Linked DNA regions of Homo sapiens: all the other regions are linked to region 2. A link is a loop called in an ENCODE intact Hi-C map of the cell type or tissue named here. Cell type or tissue: heart right ventricle. All regions are shown on one strand. Each heading gives the region's core, and the rest is flanking DNA. Links, peaks and the distances in the headings are about the cores only.

The links. A loop is a pair of places that touch in the nucleus more often than their neighbours do. Peaks named below come from ENCODE experiments on the same cell type or tissue, not always from the same donor. Only the 100,000 strongest peaks of a DNase experiment are listed, where the experiment ranks them.
Region 1: it touches region 2 in a loop (9-fold over the local background); 37 of 110 quality-filtered maps call a loop at or near these places.
Region 3: it touches region 2 in a loop (4-fold over the local background); 6 of 110 quality-filtered maps call a loop at or near these places.
Region 4: it touches region 2 in a loop (2.8-fold over the local background); 19 of 110 quality-filtered maps call a loop at or near these places.

What each region holds. Positions count from the first base shown.
Region 1 is chr18:45,273,037-45,278,773 of GRCh38, reverse strand. It overlaps a transcript of SLC14A2 not described here. Among named protein-coding and RNA genes, the nearest start is that of SLC14A2-AS1, 230 kb to the left of the region's middle. In heart right ventricle, for the core only: a CTCF peak has its summit at 3,059 (motif pointing left); no DNase peak of the experiment used is centred there.
Region 2 is chr18:45,381,752-45,387,488 of GRCh38, reverse strand. The region is part of intron 8 of SLC14A2-AS1 (SLC14A2 antisense RNA 1); the gene reads left to right. It also overlaps a transcript of SLC14A2 not described here. Among named protein-coding and RNA genes, the nearest start is that of SLC14A2-AS1, 120 kb to the left of the region's middle. RefSeq lists a silencer at 2,935-2,984. In heart right ventricle, for the core only: CTCF peaks have their summits at 1,022 (motif pointing right), 2,695 and 2,897 (motif pointing right); DNase peaks (open chromatin) are centred at 984 and 2,878; H3K27ac peaks cover 1,606 bases; H3K27me3 peaks cover 390 bases.
Region 3 is chr18:43,786,304-43,792,040 of GRCh38, reverse strand. No RefSeq gene overlaps it. Among named protein-coding and RNA genes, the nearest start is that of SYT4, 510 kb to the right of the region's middle. In heart right ventricle, for the core only: a CTCF peak has its summit at 2,657; no DNase peak of the experiment used is centred there.
Region 4 is chr18:44,127,526-44,133,262 of GRCh38, reverse strand. No RefSeq gene overlaps it. Among named protein-coding and RNA genes, the nearest start is that of LINC01478, 400 kb to the left of the region's middle. In heart right ventricle, for the core only: a CTCF peak has its summit at 2,718 (motif pointing left); no DNase peak of the experiment used is centred there.

The DNA.
Region 1 (5,737 bases), core at 1,134-5,133, 110 kb after region 2:
CAGGTTCATTTATATGTGGATTTTTTTCAACTAGACACTATTGAAAATATAGTATTTGTGGATGTGAAATCCAAGTATATACAGGTTTCACAGGGCTGACTATGGGACTACAGTATGCATGGATTTTGGTATACTTAGGGGTCCTGGAACCAGTCCCCTTTGTATACTGAGGAATGACTGTATTGGCACAGCACTTCATAAGCTCCTTCCCTTTTGCCCATCACAGTGATCCTGTGATATGGGTGAGCCAAGTTTATTATTTCCTGCCCAACTCAGGTGCTCAGCCAGGGTCAGTGAGAATTACTGCATCTGATGCTCTAACACAGTGATTCTTAATTGGGCAAATTTATTACCCCCAGGGGATATTTGACAACCGGTGGGTGCTATTGGCATCTGGTAGCCAGAGCCAAGCATTCTGCTGAACATCATAAAATGCACAGGACAGATTCTCACAACAAAAAATTATCCGACCCCAAATATCAGTAGTGTCGATATTGAGAAACCCTGTCTTAACAGGGAATCTTATATTCCTTCCACCAAAAGCACAAGAATGTCACACTGAATAAATATCAGAAAACCCCACCCTCTATGAGGAAGTCATTGATTCATCTCAAGGGCTGTGAGTTACAATGGAAAGCTCCTGGAAATAGCTCTTTGTCAATACCATATGTTCACTAAACCTCAGAGTCACAATGTTTATTACAGAATTTAGGAGTGTTTGGGGAACGCCCTAACTATACATGAGTTTGACCTCATAGGTAAAGTCCTCCTGCATGAGTTCAGTTATAAGGAGTCAGTCTGGCATGGAGGGGGAGGTGGAGTAAAAGCAGCGTGTACTTACTGGGAGAAATCCACAATGTGAGACTGTTCATATAAATGTTAAATGTGTTCAGAAGGTAGGAAAAAGGAAACCCCTTTAGAACAGAAAATAAAGTACAGAAACTTTTTGTTCTCTGCACATTTTTGTGTGCTTCTTGTATATCATATCCTGTGTTACATATGTTTTCTCATTTATCTTCAAAACAACTTTATAAGGTAGAAACTGAGGCTTAGACAAACTAGGTAGGCCGGTCACGGTGGCTCATGCCTGTAAGCCCAACACTTTGGGAGGCCAAGGTGGGTGGATTGCTTGAGTCCAGGAGTTTAAGACCAGCCTGAGCAACATGGCAAGACCCTGTCTCTACAAAAAATTAAAATATTAGCTGGGTGTGGTGGCATATGCCTATAGTACCAGCTACTCAGGAGGCTGAGGTAGGAGGATCGCTTGAGCCCAGGAGTTGGTGGATGCAGTGAGCTATGATCGCACCACTGCGCTTCAGCCTTCAATACCCTGTTTCTAAAAAAAAGAAAAAAAGAAAAACTAACTACTATGTATTTTTCAGATTTTAAACAAATATAGTTTCACATTTTAACATTCTGGAATAGATATGCATTATAAAGTTGTGGCATCTTATAATGTGTTGGGCTTTTTTTCTTTTTATATTTTAATGTGTCTGAATTAAGGATGCATCTGACAATCTTTGGATTTTTAAATTCATAAAATATGGTTACTTGTCCGAGGTCATACAGCTAATATGTAGCAGAACTGGAAACCATAAGATGCTATATGTAGGTTATTTATTTCTTATCCGCCAAGGAAATTCAAGTGCTAAGTGTCAATCTTCTGGGAAAGTCAGCTAAGAAGTGTTTCTTCCTGAGATGACTGATTGGCTCCCATGACAGGCTAAGGAAAATGGTACATTCGTATTATTCTCTGTTTTCAGGACAATTTTAACTAATAGGAGAGAATAAAGAAGATAAAGGCCAAAGGCCCAGGATCACTATTATTAACATCAATAAAGAGAGATTGGTTTTAAGTCTACCAGAGAAGACAAGCAATTAAAGCAAAGTGGTATCACTGGTCGAAGCAGCCAGGGCTACAGTGGAAAGTCGGGTCTAAACATCAACCTTTACGGTGTAGCTTGTCCTGGGCACCGGTACAGTAATTCAGTTTTGCATTGGAGGTTGCAGACCAATAAAATAAAATGTAACTTAGGAGTACTTGATGATAATTCAGTTATTTCTATGTCACCAATCTGTGCTTAGGAATACAATTTACTTTAAGCTTGTTCCAAATTGTATTCTAACTCAATGTTAACATAGGTAATGTCTAATAAATTTTTGTTCAATATAACTTAAAAAAATTAAATCACATGCAGTATTGCAGGCTTTTTCTATCAGATATCAATGATGTTCCTGAACACACCACACTCTCCAATTTCTGACTGCTATTATCTGTAGTTTTATCCTACCTTCCTTGCTTTCTACCTCTTTGTTGGCTTAGAAAACTCCTATTCAACATTCACTTCTCAAAGCTGATATTCTAAGTCTTTCTTGACTTCCTTAGATTTCAAAGCCTCTTCTATGTCCCCTTTACACTTTGTACACACCTCTGTTATAGTAACCAGGCACCTGCACTGAAAATTCTGTATTTCTATTGGGTCCCTATTAGCATAGCATCTGATTCACACATGAGTGAACTTGCTAAAGGAATAAATAAATGAAATATGCCGCCTGTGAAATATTTTCTTACCACAACCTACAGGGCTCTAGATGATCTGCCCCAGGTACCCCACAGACTACATTTACCTATACTCTCTGCCTCACACACTTCTATTGAAACCCACTGCCCACAAGCAGCCAGCCTCAGGGCCTTTGCACTTGCTGTTGCAGCTGTCTGCAGCACTTTTCCCTCAGTTATCTGTCATGGCTCATTTCGTCTTTTGACTTAGATCTCTGCTCAAATGCCATCTTCGCAAACAGGTTTTCCTGACCATATAGTCAAAAACAGCACCTTTATTCTTTAATTCTCTGTTTTAACCTGCTTTTTCTTCTTAGCATTTCTCAATGACCTGCATATTTTGCATTGATTTATTTTTTAAAAAAGTTATCTATCTCCCTCATTGAAATGTAAGCTCAGTGAAGACAGGGATTTTGATCTCCAAATAGTAAACAACTGATCACTTTATTAGTAAAAAAAGAGATGAAATCTATTACTCTCTTTAATGAGACTACTTCCACCTAGTGGTAGAGAACAGAACTGCAGGCATAGTACTTTCAGGGGAAGTCACTTTTTTGGAGCACCTTAAATAAGCATGCACAATTTTAAGTTCTTTACATATACTGTCTAATTCATTGATCACAATAGCTCTGGCATATGGGTACCTTCATCCCCGACTTAAAAAGAGGAAACCGCTATCTTCCTTCCAAATCCTATGCACTTTCTTTTATACCCTGCTGTCTTTGCACCATCTCATTGTTGCAGGACAGAGAGGAGCAGTGTATGGAAAAGAGGAAGGTGAGTAACACTGGTTTGCAAAACTACTCCATCATCTTTAGTCAACAATTCGTTCAGTACTTATTGAGTTTATCTTATATATTTTCTTTGTGAGAGATGAATACAACCATTGGTCTTACATGAATTGAACAAATATGACACTTTTTCCAATGTAGTGGAGATATAGTTTTTCAAAACCCTGTAAGAAAATTTTGAAGTATTTGTTCCATCTTTTTATTCTTTGCACATACTTTTTCATTATTACTCATTTTTGTCGAATAATAAGGTCACTGCAAATGTGAAACTACCACATGTTCCCTGAAATGTGAAAAACAGTGCTTTACTTGCCTCCACCCCCAACCCCTTTCCAAGCTCTATGTTCTATAATGTTTTGATTTAAATAAAGTATTACAGAGAAATATAATCATAAATTGGAAAAAGGAAAAATCATAACTAAGGATAAATCTTAAGAAAGATAATTCAGTCAACGCATCTCTACAGCTTCTCCCTGGAAGAGACCTTCAAATGCATCTATCAAAACAGGGAATCAAGTCTAGAAAAACTGTTCTGGAAGAGCTCTGCTTGAGAAACACACACCAAAAATCACGTTCTCTAGGGAGACTTGGATGTGTTCAATAAGGAGCAAATGATGTTCAAGAGGACAAATGAATTGAGTTATCAAGGAAGTCACAGAGAATTAAGTGGGCCAGACTCCCTTGGGCAAGGCCCAAACTACTACCACAGAATTAATTATATATTTGGATCTGAGGATATTGCTGTAAATCTTGGGTTGTGGTAGTCCCAACCCAGACATCTGTTGACTGGCAGTATCCTGCCTTGAGAAAGTAAGAATTTGTTAGAGCTTGGATTTCCTACCCTGTGAGTAACTCAAAGAACAAAGGCAGCGTAACAAGATGTTGCATCCATAACCGTGGAGTAATCAGAGATTTGGAAAACCTGGACCTTGTGAAAGCTTGGACTACAACTATAAGGAAAGATTAAAAAAAGATCTATAGCTGAGTCTTGGCCTTGGCAAACAATGGTCAAGGCATCATTTAACCCCAAAGACTTCCAAAAATAAAGTAGAAGAAAAAAACCCTTCAGCTTAGTAGATTGTTTAGATTTTGCTATTTAAGCAAGTAGCAGACTAAAATTTTCTCATTCAGCCAGATGTTTAGCCTCGTTAACAAGAACAACACACATCTTGCATGAATTGACCCAGGAAAAGTCAACATGGGTGAGAGAACCCAGCCAAATCACAGCTGATTCATGTACTTTGGCCTCCCCTACCCCCACACACTAACAGAAGATCTCAGAGTTGTGGGTGTCATTGTTGGTCAAGTTAGGTTGTGCTATCACCAATACAAGGGATTCCTGGTAAGCCTGTTATCACATAGATGGAATCAAAGATATGAGGAAGCAGTGTGCATTGTATTGCATTTTTTCTTGCACCTAATTCTCATTAGTTCTGTCTTAGAATTAAAACTCAAATTAAATAAAATGCATTAAATGTTAAATATAACACATTTACAGCATAATGGAATCTTAGTATTCAGTTGATCTAAATTTTCTTCACCCTTCAATACTGTTCTATAGATGCTCACACAGAGTCCAGAGAAGAAAAAATGCCTTGCAGATGTCACAGTTAAGCTTTAATTTCCAAACGAGAAGAGAATTTTGTGTCACCCAAAGTACAATCTGTGCTAACACATTGGATTCAGCTTGTTTTTCAAGCTGTTGGCCTACATCTTGCCTCCTAGCTCCTGGTTAATGCTTTTTTAAAAAGACTATTGGACTTCATTTGCACACCCAATTACTCTGCTCACCTGTTTGTGCTTCCTCCTTCTCCTCTTGGCCACTCCTTTCCACAAATACACACACATTATCAGAAAAAAGTCAAGTCTAGAGTGTAGAAGTATTTGATGGTTGTATTGCACACTACCTGTTCCCTCTTCATCTGTAGGACAACGCTTTTCTCCTGGGAAATTCTTACCTACCCATTTAAAGGCTCTATGGTTTGAACGTTATCTTGATTTTACCTCCAGAGAAGATAACTCAAGCCTAACCAATCATAGCATCCCATTTTCCTGTCTACAGTGAATGGTTCAGGGATGAGAATGTGACCCAATCAGAGCCAACAAGGCAGTTACAAGACTTCTGGGACTATTTTGAGAAAATTATTCTCTCTTTACTGCTGAGCTTACAGCTATGAGGATGTAATCTTGGAACTGTTGGATGGTCATTTTACTTCTTCAATGGATAAAACCACTGAAAATAAAACCAGTACATAGCAAAGCGAGAGTCGAGTAATAGAGCAAAAACCCCGATCTGATGATATCGGGACACCTCGATCCATCTGAGCTTGAAACTCTTAGACATTTCAGATAGATGAGTGAAAAAAAATCATGCTTTAGTTTAAGT
Region 2 (5,737 bases), core at 547-4,546:
ACTGCTAGGGAGACTTAGAATTAGAGACTGCCCTTGCTTTCCAGGGTGTGGTAACCATCAGTCATTCTCATAAATATCTGTTTCTCCTTACTTGTGGGAGTGACATGGTGATGTGGGAGGGTTACATTTTCTGCCTCCTTGTTTGGGGGGCAGGGCATAGAATTAATTCTGGCTGAGGAGTTGTGGCAAGCTATGGGTTTAATACTTTGAAATACGGGGTTGCTTGACGCTGTAGCAGAACCTTGCCTATTTTGACTGATATAAGTAGCATACCCTTTTAAGACAGAAAAAAGAGATGGCCATACATGGTTGTAACATACAGAAGTTGTAAGGGAGATACAGCAAAATTCTTATGGAGAGAGATTTCCACAATGAGTAGAATATCTGTGAGGGCCCAATGGAAGTAGTAGCAACTGGGCTGAGCCCAGTTTAGAGAAAAAGAGTAACTCAGAAAAGAATACTCCAGAAACAGTTTAAGCCAAGGTCTAGAGGGAGATAAAGTTAATATTCACAGAGTGTCATAGTGAGTAATTCAGACTGAATCACAATTATTCTAATAATAACAAGCTGCCATTTACTGCCTGTGCTCACCATGTGCCTGGTTATGTGCTAAGTGGTTTACACAAATCATCAACATCATCTTCACAACAGCCCTGGGAGGTAGATACTATCAGCATCTCAATTCTACAGTTGAGGAAACTGAGTCTTTTGGAGGTTAATCAACAGTTTGAGGTCCCACAGCCAGTTGGCACTACTGCAGAGGCTCAAATTCCGGCCTGGCCCCAAAGTCTATGCTCTCAACCATGATGTTCTTCTAATTCTGAAAGCAGGGAACTTAGCAGCTGTTGAGTGGAGGAGGAGTCTGCGCTATGTGTTAGCAGGACTCAGTTAATCTGCTAATGCTGGTCTGCCCACAGCCATGGGGCAGGAAGCAAATCTTTTCGGGATGGTACCCAGCCAGGTAGCCATAGTGGAGAACAGAGAGAATCCAGGTACAGAGGGAATGCTTGGGTCCATTAGGGGGCGCCGTGTGCCTTCAGACTACAAGCTTATGGCTGGCTTTGGTTTTGCAAGACCCTCCTGCGGTCTTTGAGTTCTAGAAGATACTGCAGAAATCAGAGTTCCAGCTCCCAAAAAGCCACAAAAACTGAGTTCTTGTACTGGCCTGGCCTTCCCTATCTATGGGTTTTAGAAATGAAATTTCCATGAGACATTTGACCCTTCAGTTTGGGTTTTAAAGCCAGCCAGAAGTAGATTCCAGGTGCAATTTTTGAACCAACTCCAGCTAGACAGATGTAGCTTCTCATCTGGGACTCCTCACTTACCCCAGAATAACTCACCACCATCACTTTCACCTCCATAACTTGGCTTATGCTCTTCTCTCTGCTGATTTGAATCATCCTTGTTCGTCAAACATAGCCCTCGTCTCTGAACCCCACAGCATCTCTTATTTCTGGCCCAAACAACCTTCAAATAGACCCTAAGCTCCTGTGGGCAGTCATTGTGTTTTCTGCTTCACCCACACCCACAGTCCTTAACCCTACCCTGGGGACATGGTGGGGGCTCAGTGAAAGCTTCAGCTGCTTCAAGCCCACTTTATTTCCATCTTTTCTGATGCTATCAACTGACTTAGGTTCTTTCTCTTACTTTTCTATATAACCCCTGGAATACCCTAACATCTGTATTGCCTCATCTGATCCCCTATTCTTTCAAACCGTGTACTTTGAAGGTTTTCAAGTCAGTCCTAATCAATGTCAGTCCAATTTAAATAATACAATAATAATTTTATAGCTGAGACATCTTGAGCAAGTCACTTACACCTCAGTTCTTTCATTTGCAGAATAGGAAGATAGTGGTGGCAACCATGTACTATAATGGGAGAATTAATGAGATATAAAATATTCAGCACCTGACATATATTGAATATTATACGGGTCTTACTAATCTCCTACTCTCCCTCTATTGTGTTTTCAATCCTCTCTAGAAACAACCTGGTTTCTCCTCACTTACTAAATCCATCTCCTCTCTCCTCTGCTCAGTTCTACTTTCTGCTGATTTGAATCCCGTGTCTCAGACCCTGGGAAGAAGGGCTGAGATGTGTTTCTTAGGAAGATTTTGACCCAGAGGGAAACACCTTGCTGTGGAGCTTGCAGCAGCCCAACTCCCTTAGTGTGGGGTCCTGTGATTCCTGCACACTCGAAAGCGTTATCAACCTGCAGGGAATTTGGTAGTGCTAATCAAACATTTGCTGCACGCCACCTGGAAGTGGTGTGTACTTTAAGATAATGTCTGGCTTCGGATTGGATGCTGGTGATTAGAGCAGTAAATCAGCCCCACTTCGCGGTTGCAGGTTTTCTTGGCCCACTTAGTGCATTGGAGCAGATTTCAGTGTGCAGATGTTTTTCAGCTTCCCTTTTCATCTCTGAGGAGGACAATTACAATATCCTGATGTTCTCCCGACATCCAACTATCCCATTTTGTTTCTGCGTTTTAGCTCATCGATGATAAAAGGCAGGAGAAGCTTAAAAGCTCCCTGTTCATCTTTACTTGAAGGTGCCATCATGCTGGAAAGCTGTGTATGGTTTGCAGCTGAGTGGGACCTTGGTTAAGGTCTCACTGAAGTCATAGAGGAACTTTCACATAATTGACAGCAATTGGCTATTTGGATTTACACTCACTTCCCATCTCCCCACAACAATCACACATACACATACCCTCCTGGGTCCTCAGTTTTTTTGTGGCTTTCCACTTGCAACATGAGATGCAAGACAGGTCACCACTGTGGGGGCAATGCGAGGGCAGCCCCTGGACAGCTGGGGGTTGTCGGGGGGAGAGGCACTGAATACCTTTTGGTTGGGGGCGGGGGTAGTTGGCTACATACCATCCAGCAGAGGGCAGCAGTGCCTAACATTAGATCATAAATCCCTTCCTTTACTCAGATTCAGGCTAAGGCAGGTTGGGGGTGACTCAGGGGTGTCCCCTGCAGCCCTAAGAAATTGAGAAATATTTCCCTTATGAGGTGGGTGGGCTTATTCCTACTGAGAAACAAAGAAAATCTTAGAGCCAGGAAGCTCTTTAGGGAGCAAAGTTCTGACCTTTTCATTTTACAGCAAGAGAATTTGTTCATGGATTCCCAGACTGGTCCAGGGAGGGTGCTTTCCACAATGCCATGCTGCTATTCACTTTGAAGGTGAAATCACCAACTGCGGGAGGTGAGCCCAGTTCATAGTAACCAGAGGAGAGGGTCTGTGTGGCCCCCTCACTTGTTCTCACTCCTCCTTTTAATGCAGTGGGTTAGGTCCTAGTGGTTTAAGAGAAAGCACAAAGACTTCTAGTCCTAGCTCTCTCATTTTCACACATATGCCATTTACCTCCAATCTCTATTTTCCTGTGTAGTGCCTATGCTAGCATGTCTTGCATCTAAAAGCAACTCTTTTCCCCTCTGCCCAACCCAGGGACCTTCCTTGACTCTCTAAACTTGTTCATTTTCTGGGGATTTATCCTTGATATTGGTCTTTCTCTTCAAATCCATCCTGAAAATGAATTTCAGATTAACCTCACTCATCCTTCTCACCTCACATCACTGTCAGGGGCTTCTTGGGGGTGCAGGGAAGAGAAAGGAGGGAACCAATGCATTCAGAAGTGGAGGAAATAAAGAAGCCCAGGCAAGCAGAGCCCAGGGCAGCCATGCAAGGTTATTTTTCAGATTGCTCTCCTAGCACATGCCACTGGGATGGTGGTTTAGAAACTGACACATGGAACAACTTGGGGCAAGATTAAGCCTGGGTGGCAGGTCTAATTGGATCCAGAGCATCATGAGGATATGAACACCTGGAGGCCTGTGAGGGGAACCCCAGGAGACAAGGGAGAAGTAGAGAAGGGAAGGGAGGGGAGAGCCTAACACATGTAAATATTGCCTACATGAAAATGTTGAGGGCTATCAGAAAACCTGTAGACAAGACTTTGTACTGGTGAGTGGTTGCTCTGGGTAATCTCTAAGACCATCTAAACAGCCTCTGGGATTCTATGGGCTGAGTGGGTTACTCTGGATAATCTCTAAGACCATCTAAACTCAGCCTTTGGGATTCTATGAGCTTGGTGGAATTCTGAAATGCCTTAGGCTGAAGGAGATTCCATAGGGTCACTAAGTTTCCCACCTGGAGCTGAGCTGTTTTAGTATACAGTAGGCCAGTTGCTTCCATTTTCTGCGCATCACTGAATAGAATCTCCCTGGTGCTTCTGGGAGCTGAATGGGATTATGGGAAAAGCACTGTATTTGAATCAGGAGACCTAGGTCTTGGTCCTGCTTTTCTCGCTAACCCATTCTGTGATCTTGGGAAAGTCATTTTTCTTCTCTGGTTTTTAGTTTGCTTTTCTGTCAAATATAACAGTTGAAATACCTCAGGGCAGGCAAATGTGCAGCACAAATGAAGCCAAGCAGTCTGTTCCCATAGCACATATTGCTGTTAGATGGCAACATTCTTTCCCACTGAACAACACTTAGAATCCTTCTCAACACTGCATTGGAGACAACCAATATCAACCAAATAGAGCTTTTCTTCGAGATTAAAACTACTTACTATTGTTGGACTAGATAATTTTAAACTTGACTTGCAGTTCTAAAGTAAACTCTTCCTCTCCCATATACTGCCCATGAATGGCATGGTCATAGAAAAAAGGGATATCTACAGCTGTTTTCAAAAGAGCTACGTGAAGTAAAAAAGAGACATCTGAAGACATTGGTGTCAATTAGAAGTATTTAGCAAGTGCCTACCAAGTGTCTAGAAGTTTTCTAAGTTCTTTATAGAGAGATTCAGCCTAAGATACAGCTATTTCAGGGACTAATAACAATAGCCTTAAACTCACTTTGATTCATAAGGGCATAGAATTCTTTTCTATAATTCAGGATAGGAAATCCCTTATTCTCCAGGTAACAAAAGTGGGGTGGAGAAAGTTAAGTACTACAGAAGAGTCAGAGAGACATAACCTGGTGGCTAAATGTATTGCAGACCAAGTCATGGAGACTAATGCTAACATACAGGCCTATTTTGCATGAAGTCTTCCCCTATATTTTCAAACAGAATAAAATCCCATTGTCCTTGACCCCCATTATACTGCTCAATAGATTCTGCCATGTACTAACTTTCTGTAAAAGTCTAAGCTCTGTGAAACTAGAGCTTATATTAAGTTCCTCCCTATATGTATTCCCAACATCTAGCACAAGTATTTGTATGGTAAACACACCTGATAGCAATAACTTAAGCATACTCTGAGAATGACCCTATATGGCAGATGCACTGAATGTGTGTATTCAGAGTTCAGAGCTAGAGAATCTGGGAGTGGCCAACCATAAATCCATCCCTTGTCTATGAGTATCATCTGAGCCCCTGGCCTATCCTGTAGAACACAATTGTACAGGAGATTGAGGCCCTGAATATTGGGTTGAATGAAGGTTGCCAGGTAGAAGCTGTTAGGGGGAGGGTGCTAAGCGGAAATGTTATATAAACTGCATGTTTTTTGCAAGCAGTTGTAGTTTTTCAGCCCAGCCCATTGTCCCTGGGTGGTGCAGTTCTCCTGTCCAGCCTGCTACCACTGGACTGCATGTAAAATGGTTCTCCTGTCCAGCCCGCTGCCACTGGACTCTCGCTCCTGCCTGTATGTCCCCCACAAAACCCCATGTCTCATTTGCAGGCTGTGGATCTCTTATTTGGCCTCTCAAACCTGGTGCCACTCACCA
Region 3 (5,737 bases), core at 899-4,898, 1.6 Mb after region 2:
AAGATCTTGGTAAATCATTAGATTTCACATTCCTTAGTTAGAAAATCAGAACTATAATAATTCATCAGTGTACTTAGATAAAATAAATAGAAAACAATGTCTTGAAACAATTCAGTGCTATAAACTGCTAGATAGTAATTTAGTTATATTTAGTGCACAAGTAAAGTCTTCTGCTTCTCCGTGTCTACAGTTGAATAGGATATTTCAGATAAAAGTATATCCTGGAATGATATTGTCATGTGGAACATCACAGATATAAATAAGAACTATAAATTTTCTTTAATTTTGTCTGATTTGATGTATTTAAAATAGGACCATACAAACTTTGCAGGCAGTTTTATGACTTGTGGATCCATTTTTTTAATAGACACTAGGCTCTGAAATCAAGCTAGATGTAAGTGAAATTAAGTCAAACCAGCCCTAGGAATACTGCTGAAGAATTCCAGAGAATTTTATCCCAAAATATGGCACCCTGGTATGCTAATTATTTTAAATTACAGGCTCTTGAAAGTCAGCAGATTTTGGAAAAGGCTCTTCTCTGCTATTCCCTTATCTACCTTAAGACTGGACCCACCAAAGAGAACAAAATTACCTTCCCTCTCCTTCCTGATATTTCATTATCTATCATGGAAAAGAAGACTAAAGAATGAAACCACATCTGGATGAAGTTTTTCACAAGATAATGTCTGCCTCTTGGGATCATTTAAATTCCATAACCATATAATTTTGATCTCCAAGTTCATTCATTCTCCCTCATAATCATCTACCACCCCCTCAAAAGGATTGTCTAAATTTTCCATCTCCTCCACCATGAATAAGGGTATATATGCATCTGTAGTCCATTGAGTTAATAGGTAATCTTGTAATTCCCCCATGCTGTGCAGATTAAATAAATCTGTATGCCTCTTCTCTAATTAATTTGTCTATTGTCAGTTCATTTTCAGGGACTCTTCAGAGGGCAGAGGGAATCTTTCCCTTGGCCCATACACTGCCATTATAAGGGGACACTTTTTTTGTAGATATAGATTCATACATTTTATGATGTGTTTCTGCGTTTGGTGGATATGTTGAATTTCTACGCATTCGGCCAGATCATGACTGTGATGTTTAAAGAATACTGCTCAAAATATCAGGACACTGACATTAAAATTCTGACCTTCGCTTTTACTAGTTTCTCAATCTTTGTTTAAGCAAATTAATTATTTATTTATATTTTCATTTCCCATCAACAAGGCAAAGTAATTAGTTCCTTATATTTTCATTTACCCATCAACAATTATAATAAAGACAGCTATTTTTTTTTTTCTACAAAGCTATTGCAAGAAAAAGAGAGAGAGACAGAGACTAGTAAATATGCTTTGGAACATACAAGTTCTTACCCAGATGTTAGCCATCAGTGTTACTATTTTTTAAATTCTAGGCTCAGGAGTAGTTATCCTTTTGCTCCATATGCTTTCATCTGGTTTCCTGTGAGAACAGTGGACTACAAGAACCAGATGATTAGCTGACGATTGAGAGCATCTCCAGAAGAAATCAAAGATGGCTGGTGTAAAGGGGCCAATCCCATTATTGCTACATGACTATAGTTCCTAAAAAGACTGAGAGTTATATGTATCAAGTTAATTTGATACATACAACTTCTTTGGGAAGTCAGCATGTTACTTTGTCTTGCATGGACTTCTTTGTAGTCTTTTTTGTACCTCAGAAACAGTGCCTAGCTGAGACTATGGTTTGTCTAATAATAGCAGCCAAATTTAAAGACTTTATACATCCGAGTGAAACACTGAATCAATTTGATAAGCGACAATTTCTTCTGAAACTAACAAATGCCAAAACTATGAATAGGTACAAGTTTTAAACTAGAAAGTGTGCCATTGATTCTGCTTCTCTGATGCAGAATATACTACATATATTTAATTATCTAAATTCCTGAACAGCATTTGGGATAGAAATTTAGAAGCTTGTGTGATATAGTTCCAGCAATTATATCCAGAAATAAATATCCGGGTGAGTTAAATTAATGTCTTTGTGCATGTACACATGCATACACAGACACAGACACACAGATTTACACATGGCTATGTCTATAGACAGCAAGCTCACATTTATTTATACTTAAATATTTGAATATACCTTATACAATTTTATCTTTCTATCATCAAATTATATTTTTCTCCTTGCAAACCCTGGTATCCTAAAAGATTTGTATTTCTACAATGACATATTTACAAAGATGGAAAGATAATCCAAAGTAATCCGTAATCTCTCATTCCTTGCCCTCCTTCTGCCAGTTTAGCTAAGGAACATAAACAAGAACAGTGACCCAAGAGCCAAAGGGAGATTCTGCCATCACCATCATTTCTTTGTATCCTGCATGCTAACTGTGTTCTTTCTGTGGTTTGATAATTTGGGATCTCAGATTTAGGGATGAAAATTATTACAACTGCATTAAGGCTTGGCTCCCACTTTTCACTGTCTTTTTACTTTCATGGTCATTTAAAAGACATGCCTAGAGTTTGATAAAGCATTGACGACTCTCAATAAGAATAATGTGCACAAATGGATCCAGGCTTCCCAATAAATCTGAATCCAGGCTGAGCGGTTGTCTGAGCATTTCCCCCAGATTTGCTGCAGAATACTGCCATCAAGTGTGGAGTTACAATGGCAGTTTCTAGAGGTAGTTTCAGTGTAGATATGGTAGTGCATGGGTTTTCCAGAGCTCTGATACTTAGATATGATTTCTTTTTCAATTTTTTGACAAGTTCTCAGTAGACACCAAATGCCTTTTAAAATGTTTCAGAGAATCTTGCCTTGATACAGCCCTTTTAACCTTTATAGCAAAGGAGAAATATGTCACATGAAGAACAGGAAAGACCTGTAGACTATGACTCTGCTGTTTATTCAGGCTTTGAAGCAGGGAATGAACAGACATGGATGGCCACCTACTGCCTTTTATGAGTGCCCCAAATTATTCTGCTCAATTTTGTATTATGAGGAAACCTCTACTTAGCTTCTCAACTAAACATGGATTAATTAAAAAATAAATGCACAATCAAACAAAAACTTTCTTTGTTATTTTTAAGCAAGTAATTTGTGTATATAAATGAACCCAAATTATTTACCAAAATGTCCTGAGTAGATTGCCTGGCACAGAGTAAACACTTAAAATCTATATATTGAATGAATGTAAAATTAGGTAATAAAACTCAGTGTGTCATTCAAAATGCATCAAAGTATTCCTCCAGCACAGCACCTTTCCAACCATACATTTTGTACTCCCCTGACCAAATAAAGTTTCTACTCCAACTAATATTGAAAAATCAACAAAAAATTATGTTTTCTTATATCACTGACTTTTTAAAATGTCATTTCTTTTATATACTATATTCTACAGCCCTAACTTTACCAGTAAATATCCTTGGAAATATGCCTCAGAATTCTTTTTTTTTTTTTTTTTTTTTGAGACGGAGTCTCGCTCTGTCGCCCAGGCTGGAGTGCAGTGGCGCGATCTCGGCTCACTACAAGCTCCGCCTCCCGGGTTCACGCCATTCTCCTGCCTCAGCCTCCCGCGTAGCTGGGACTACAGGCGCCCGCCACCACGCCCAGCTAATTTTTTTGTGTTTTTTAGTAGAGACGGGGTTTCACTGTGTTAGCCAGGATGGTCTCGATCTCCTGACCTCGTGATCCGCCCGCCTCGGCCTCCCAAAGTGCTGGGATTACAGGCGTGAGCCACCGCGCCCGGCCTATGCCTCAGAATTCTAATCACTTTTTTATGTCTAATTCAATTGTGTTGGTACTGAGTCTGAATTAATCCTCCTCATCTCTGATCACCTTTAGCACTGAGTCTCAATCTCACATCTGAAATAATTTCTCATCTTTATAAATATCAATGAATATACTTCTAAAGTTAATAAGCTATTTGAGACAGGGTTTGTATTTCTTATTTGAATTGGTCAAGTCCAATTGGCTATCCTGGAGAAGTGATGGCAGTCTGTAACCCTAGTGTGATGGTTAATATTGAGTGTCAACTTGATTGGATTGAAGAATGCAAAATATTGTTCCTGGGTGTGTCTGTGAGGGTGCTGCCAAAGGAGATTTCCATCTGAGTCAGTGGACTGGGAGGGGCAGGTTCACCCTCAGTCTGTGTGGGCACTGTCTAATCAGCTGCCAGTGCAGCTAGAATAAAGCAGGCAGAAGAAGTTGGAAAGAGCAGACTTGCTGAGTCTTCTGGCCTTCATCTTTCTCCTGTGCAGGATGCTTCCTGCCCTCAAACTTCAGACTCCAAGTTCTCCAGCTTTTGGTTTCTTGGACTTACACCAGTGATTTGCCAGGGACTCTCGGGCCTACTACCACAGACTGAAGGCTGCACTGTTGGCTTCCCTACTTTTGAAGTTTGGGGGCTGGCTTCCTAGTTCCTCAGCTTGTGGATGACCTACTGTGGGACTTCACCTCGTGATAGGTGAGTCAATTCTCCTAATAAACTTAAGTCAACTCTCCCTGTCATTTATACTTATATCCTATTAGTTCTATCCCTTTTGAGAACCCTAATACACCTAGACATGTACAGCCCCATCCAATTCACCCAGTGTACTCCACCTCTCTTTCAATGGCACAAAACTTTCAAATTCCACCAATTTTTAGCAAGATATCTTAGACTCCTAGAAGTCTGTGGTGATATGACAAAAGGGAGGTGACTGAAATCTGCACAAGATCTTCTTTTGAACCAAGACCAAGCACCCTCACTTTTATGTTATAGTCATTAATCCATTCAATCTTATAGAAATGTCACTTTTATAAAGTCTTCTATATGTCTGTAAGCAGGGCATACATAAACAAGTCGTTTGCCCTACAAAGCGCTTAGTTAAATGACATAGACATTTTAATTTTGTTAAGAAGAAAACTCACGGGAAATAAGTCAGTGGAAAATGAGAGCAACTAGGGTATATGTCACGTGATATAAAATATTTTAAAATAAAAATATAGACTTTGAGCTCAGAGAAGGCACTTGCCATGAGGCAAATTAGAACATTAGTTAATATACCATGTGTCTAGTATTATCTAATGATGGCACATGTTCAAAAAGTTGGAAGTTTGCAAAATTCAATTAAATTTCAGTCTGGCATTGTAAGCACTTTATATAAAAGGAACAAAAAGTCTTATCCCTATTTCCAACAGACAATAGTATTACATATATTCAGATGATAGCATAGAGCCATAATGACAGGCCCTATGCTCAGTATTTCACATACACTACAGTCCAGTAATAAATATTTATGTGATTTAATGTCTTTGTGTGCACACACATGCATATAAAGACACAGGCACACAGATTTACACATGGTTGTGTCTATAGACAGCAAGCTCACATTTTTTTATACTTAAATATTTACTTATACCTTAGACAATTTTATCTTTCTATCACCAAATTATTTTGATAGGTAGGTAAAATTATTCACATACTATAAAGGAGGTCAAATAGTTTTAGCTACTTAACACATTAAATGTTAGAATAGCCATGATTCGAACTTAGGCCTATGTGATTCTACTCCGTAAACTTTAAAGATTTTATATAATAATATAAAGAATCACTAAAGTCATTCAGTATAAGTTGAGTTGTTTGGTTTGCTGTTAGGGTGATAATTATTAAATAGTTTCTATTGATTTGGGCACAGAATTTGCTAATCATGGTTTCTTCTTTTCTTCCATTGGTGTGAAATGCATATACATGTAATACTCT
Region 4 (5,737 bases), core at 1,039-5,038, 1.3 Mb after region 2:
GTCCAGAGTCATAAATCCCATACTTGGAAAAGTAGTTATCTTTGGGGAAGAAATGTAGAATTTACAATTTTGAATGACCATTTTTTTCTGTAAGTGAAATAATATAAAATTATTAATATATTTAACTGCTATTCTATTTTTTTTATTTCTCAATTATCAATGAAGTTGATGCCTTACCATTTCTTATTCTGTGATTAGCCTTTATATGCAGTGCTCCTTTTCCCACTGGGCTTTTTTTTCTCTAAGGTTTTTGTCCTTGGTCTTAGGAATGTTCAAGTTTTTTTTTCTTCTATTTTATATATTTGCCTTTAACTTTGTTTATGTGTATTTTACTATACAAATGTTTAAATTTTAAGTGTAGTAATATTTTTACTTTTTTTTTTTTTTTTTTCCTGCAGATGGAGTTTCGCTCTTGTTGCCCAGGCTGGAGTGCAATGGTGCGATCTCGGGTCACTGTAACCTCCACCTCCCGAGTTCAAGCAATTCTCCTGCCTCAGCCTCCCAAGTAGCTGGAATTACAGGCATGTGCCACCATGGCTGGCTAAGTTTTTTGTATTTAGTAGAGATGCGGTTTCACCATTTTAGTCAGGCTGGTCGCAAACTCCTGACCTCAGGTGATCCACCCCCATCGGCCTCCCAAAGTGCTGGGATTACAGGCGTGCACCACCGTGTCCAGCCTATTTTTACTTTTTATGGCTTCTGATTTCGTGTTTTAGAAAAACCTTTGTTTTGCAAGATTATAAAAAAATTCTAATTTTTTATTCTCATAACTTTAGAGTTTTAAATATATACACATTCATAATCTACTTGGGATGGCTCTTATGTCAATGTGAGAAAACAATCTAATTTAATTTTGACCTCTTTCCCTCCTTCATGTATCCAAATGAATAAAACCCCTTTTCCCCCACAGAGTGCATGAAGCACTATTATTACTACAGCAGTTTGGGAAATACTCTCCAAGCCTCCAGTAATTCATATTTGGGGCTCTGATCCATGAATATTCTTCATAAATGGCCATGTATCCATGAAAATAGTTCAGGTTTTTCATTCAGTTTTCTACAAATGTCTATTAAAACTCTGGGAAACATACATTTTAAAAACCAAAATCCATGGTTCAAACATACAATTATTCTATAACTGTCTCCACAAACTTGCCTCCCAGTGAAGACTATGGAAACTCCTCTTCCCCACCTAAATAGCCTTTAAATCTTGAGAGGTTTCTTTTCATTTAAGTTCACTTAAACAGAAACTTATTTAATCTCCACAGAAGTATTAATACTTTAAGTCAGGGTTTATTATACATTAAATAACTGAATAGAAGAAGGCTTTCATGTTCCCAGCAATAATTAGCAGAGTCAGTCTTTAACCACAAGCTATCTACCTGCTCCCCCATCTCTCTACCTGTCTGTGCTTATTTCACTGACCACACAGCTTGCATATCTGTAAAAATGTAGGTTCTTTGTGTTGATTGGTTCTGTGATTCTTAACTTTTGTCCAAGGTGAATGCAAATACTTTCAATCAATGTAATCAATGTTTACAGTCCATATTAACTAGTTTGGATTAGCAAGAATGATCATATATAACAATTGGAAATAAGAAACATTATATGTATGTATCATTTATATAGTCATAGATAAATATTCAGTTCCAACCACAGGTCCACAAGTTCCATGAAACTGCATATGTAAATTTCTTTCTGAATAACTTTTTAGTAACTGTAAAATTTTCCATTCCAGTATGCACAAAAATTGATTTATTTGAGTAGAGTTAGAGAAAAAGGAAACTAGTTGTGGTTAATAGGGAAGGAAGATAAAGCAAACGTCAAAAATAAAACTTTTACAAAAGCTTTGCCAAAGCTGAAGGAAGATGAGAAAAATAAATTTAGTTCTTAGACGAGTTCTCTGTGACTAGTTTTTGTGAGAAGAGAAATAATTGAACCAAATCAAAGGAAATAATAGAGGGAGCCTTGCAGGGCTGAAGTTAGGACTCACTGAGAACTTGAGGGACAAGAGTGAATTACTCTCCAGTCATAAAACAAAAAGCTGCTGAGGATAAGGCAAACAAACATGCCTCATATCTTCATCAGTAAGTGTTTATCTTCAATAAGTACAAAAAGTTATATGGACCTTTTTCAAATTGTAGGGAAATCATAAAAAGCTTCTAATGCATCAAGATATAATAGTTGGAAATGTATAGTACTCCACCCACTATTCTTTGTAAAAGATATTTAAAATTGTTGACCTTTTCTTACTTTATATATATTTTTATGTATTACTAAGCTGTTTTATTATTTTGCTGTTGGGAAGATTGATTTATTTACAAAGGTTTTCCGTAGGTTAACCATACATATTGTCTCTCTTAATCCTATTTTCCCCAGAAGACTTTAAATTCTTTAATGTCAAATTGTCTTGCCATGGTGGCTGTCAGAAATCTGACCCCTAGAGTTGGGGGGAGCCTCTTTCGAATCTAGTTCCAAGTGGTATCTTACGAGGGAATAGAGAAAAATGAGACTGGAAAAATAGGCTGGAGCAAGTCCATGTGCCAATTGTATCTTCTTACCCTTTAACATATAATTAGACCTGGCAGGCATATGGCAAATGCTTTTTCTGTGTACTTTATGCACACAATACTCAAAACCATTTCCAAATTTCTGGTCCCTCCTTTCTGGCCCACCAGTGGTCCGTGTTCTGTGAGTGTCCTGTGTAATTCTGACCCCTAGTGGCTGAGGAGGCTAGACCTAAGACACATTTCAATCAACATTTTTCGTAAGATGTCATGCACTAAACTGCTAACCTATTTAATTTTCTTTTTAATTTTTGCATCTAAATCTGACTTGAAGTCAGCTCCATCCCCCCACTGTTTCCTGATTCAGTGTACCTCTTAATCTATCTATCATGCAATAGACAACCATGAAATCCAAAGCTGCTTTTATTCCTGGTTGATAGGAATGGGATGTAAGGTTTAATGAGAGGGAGAATGGTATAGGTCTTATACCCAATCAAAAGGTCATCCTCCTTTATAGGAGACTGAAAATAAAAACTACACTATGAAACCAAAAGTCCAACTTGTGTCAGATATATTTCCCAAGATTTTCCAATTTGAGCTCAGGGAAAACTATTATTTTCACTGGATCAATTCATGGTAATTACACTTTGTATCTAGAAACCTTCTGTCAAAATCCAAATATTTCACAGGGTTGCATTAATATCTAATACCAAGTAAGTACCTAATAACACTAATAACACCTTAAGATAGTTGATGGAGTAGATTAAAATGATTAAGCCAGAGACTGGAAAAAAATGCACATAGACTGGGTCATTTTGAAAGCAGGATACTGACAATGGTATAATCTGGACTATGAAGTAAAATAGCATGCCTAACACTAAGATGTCATTGTGGATGGTAACTGTATGTTCACACACAGAAAAATGTGTATTGCCTTCCATCTTTACAGGCTTTTGTGGTGAGGAAAGCAGGGATTGTCACCCCATTTTGCGGTTACATAAAATAAGGCACAGATAGGCTATTCATCTTATCTAAAGTTACAGTGCTAGTTTATGGAAGAGTTTAAAATTAAGTGCATGTTTTTTTATCATAAAAGGAACTTTTTTTTTTTATTCACACTAGACATATGGGAGGACCACTTCTGCGAGGTCCTTTGGTAAGTCACCTTATTCTAAGAGGACATACGGCAGTTGAGAGAGTAGGAAAAGGGGCAGAAGACAGAACAGTAAAATGAGGAAGCATGACATGAATTTAATTATGTCATCATTTTTCTAATAGAGAGCCAACTAGATCACACAGAACTAAAAAGCAAATGTGGCATTTTCTGGGAGAACTGAGACTGTGAGTGTTACCAGTTAATAAAATAGGGTTCAGGAGTGGAATTTGAGTCTCTGGTTGGACTTTATCATTATCAATATATTTTTGAGTCCTTCATTATTTTAGGCACTGTGATAGATAATAAAATTATGATAAAATTGATAATAATATTTTATTGAGCACTTAGTATCTGTTTCAAATAATTTATGCCATGTAACCTCATGGTAAACCTGGGAGGTATGTATTATTATTAAATTCTTTAATGTCAAATTTTCCTGCCACAGACAATTTGGCATTAAAGAACTTAATTAAAGACATTAATTTACATTTTTACTTATGGAAAGTTAATCTTTAAGTTTCTTTCCATAAGTAAAAAGACTGAGGCTTGTAAATGTCAACTAAGTTGTCCAAAGTCTTAACCTTATACACAGCAATCACTCTAACCTCCATATCCCTTGGGCTTAACTGTAAAGACAAATGCATGAATAAGACAGGCAACTCCTGCCTCCTTCTAGGAGCTTTTAGGGCACACACATGAAGTACAAACTTGTCCAAGTACCCTTGCAAAATATTCAGAAATAAAGTAAATGCAAGATAAAAATAAAGACCCAGAGTAAAGTTAGCTTGAATTTCAATGTGTAATAAAATTAGACCATTAACAATCAAATTATATAAAAGGAGCTATTTCATGTCAAGTAAATCACTAAGTCAAATTATTTTTGGTTAGTTTTTTAAAGGAACGGGTGCAGAGAGACTATTTAAGAGTTTTTTTTTAAATCATCCATATGAGATATGTGGAGGATTTCCTTATCCTGTGACTTTCTCACTCAGATGTATGCTTGCATGGAAAAGTCACTGGGGCAGGAAATTATCTGCCTATGACTACTCTAGTGGGTGGGGCATGGAAAGAGATTTTCATCATGATCCCTTTATGTAAAAGGAGAAGGAGGAGCAATTGAGGACCATTTAAAGAAAAGAAGAAGGAAATTTTAAAAATAAAACAAGAAGAGAAGAATCTACTGTGATTATTTTTCATTAGTTTAAGTGACTGGATATGGGGACTATTAAACAAACAAACAAAATAGAATGTAAATTAATCAGCTATTTCTAACTCATGCTGATTGAATATTAAACTTTCACTCAGGGTTCTATCAAGGCTTCAGCATCTGAGAGTGAAATCATATAGGATTTTCTATCCTTGAGCAGGACACAGCACCAGTTTGACATCCTGGTCTTCATGAAAGTTCCTGGTTTCTTTATGCTTTTTAATTTGGCAATATTAACTGTTTTCTAAATTAGGTGTATCTTACCTCTAATAAGATTAGAGCGTTAGGAAACTCTTGGATGCCATTTACAGATTTATAATAATGTAACCCCTCAATGGAGTGGTTCCTAAGCAGTTCTGAAAGTCAAAGATGCAATCAAAATTAGATATTTAAATTAATTTAACATCTTGAACTTCATATTCATGATTCATGTTGAATATGTTTCTTAATTACTTGGAGCCTTCATCTCCTCATTTGTTAACTAGAATGAGTTGCTTCAGCAGGGTCTTTGTGAAGAATAAATGAAATACACATGTGAAAAATACATAGTGACCCAATACTAGTAAACTGGTGTCTATTATGTGTGCTTCCTTTCATCTACTTTGCAGGATCCTAAGCTATGAAGTACTGTTGGCCTCATGCTGAAAATCTGCTGACTGATACTGGTTATTTGTGTTTGTCTGTTTGTTGCTATTGCATACAGGCTTTTTTATAATTTTATTGACATCCACGTTGCTACTGGTTTTTCATTTCCCCACATTTCTTATTTGTGTATATGTCCATTCAGTCTTTCTTTTCTGTTTGATTAGCCACTTCTAATCTTCTGAAGGTCAGAGAAACAAGTCATAACCTTGTTAGAACTGCTTTT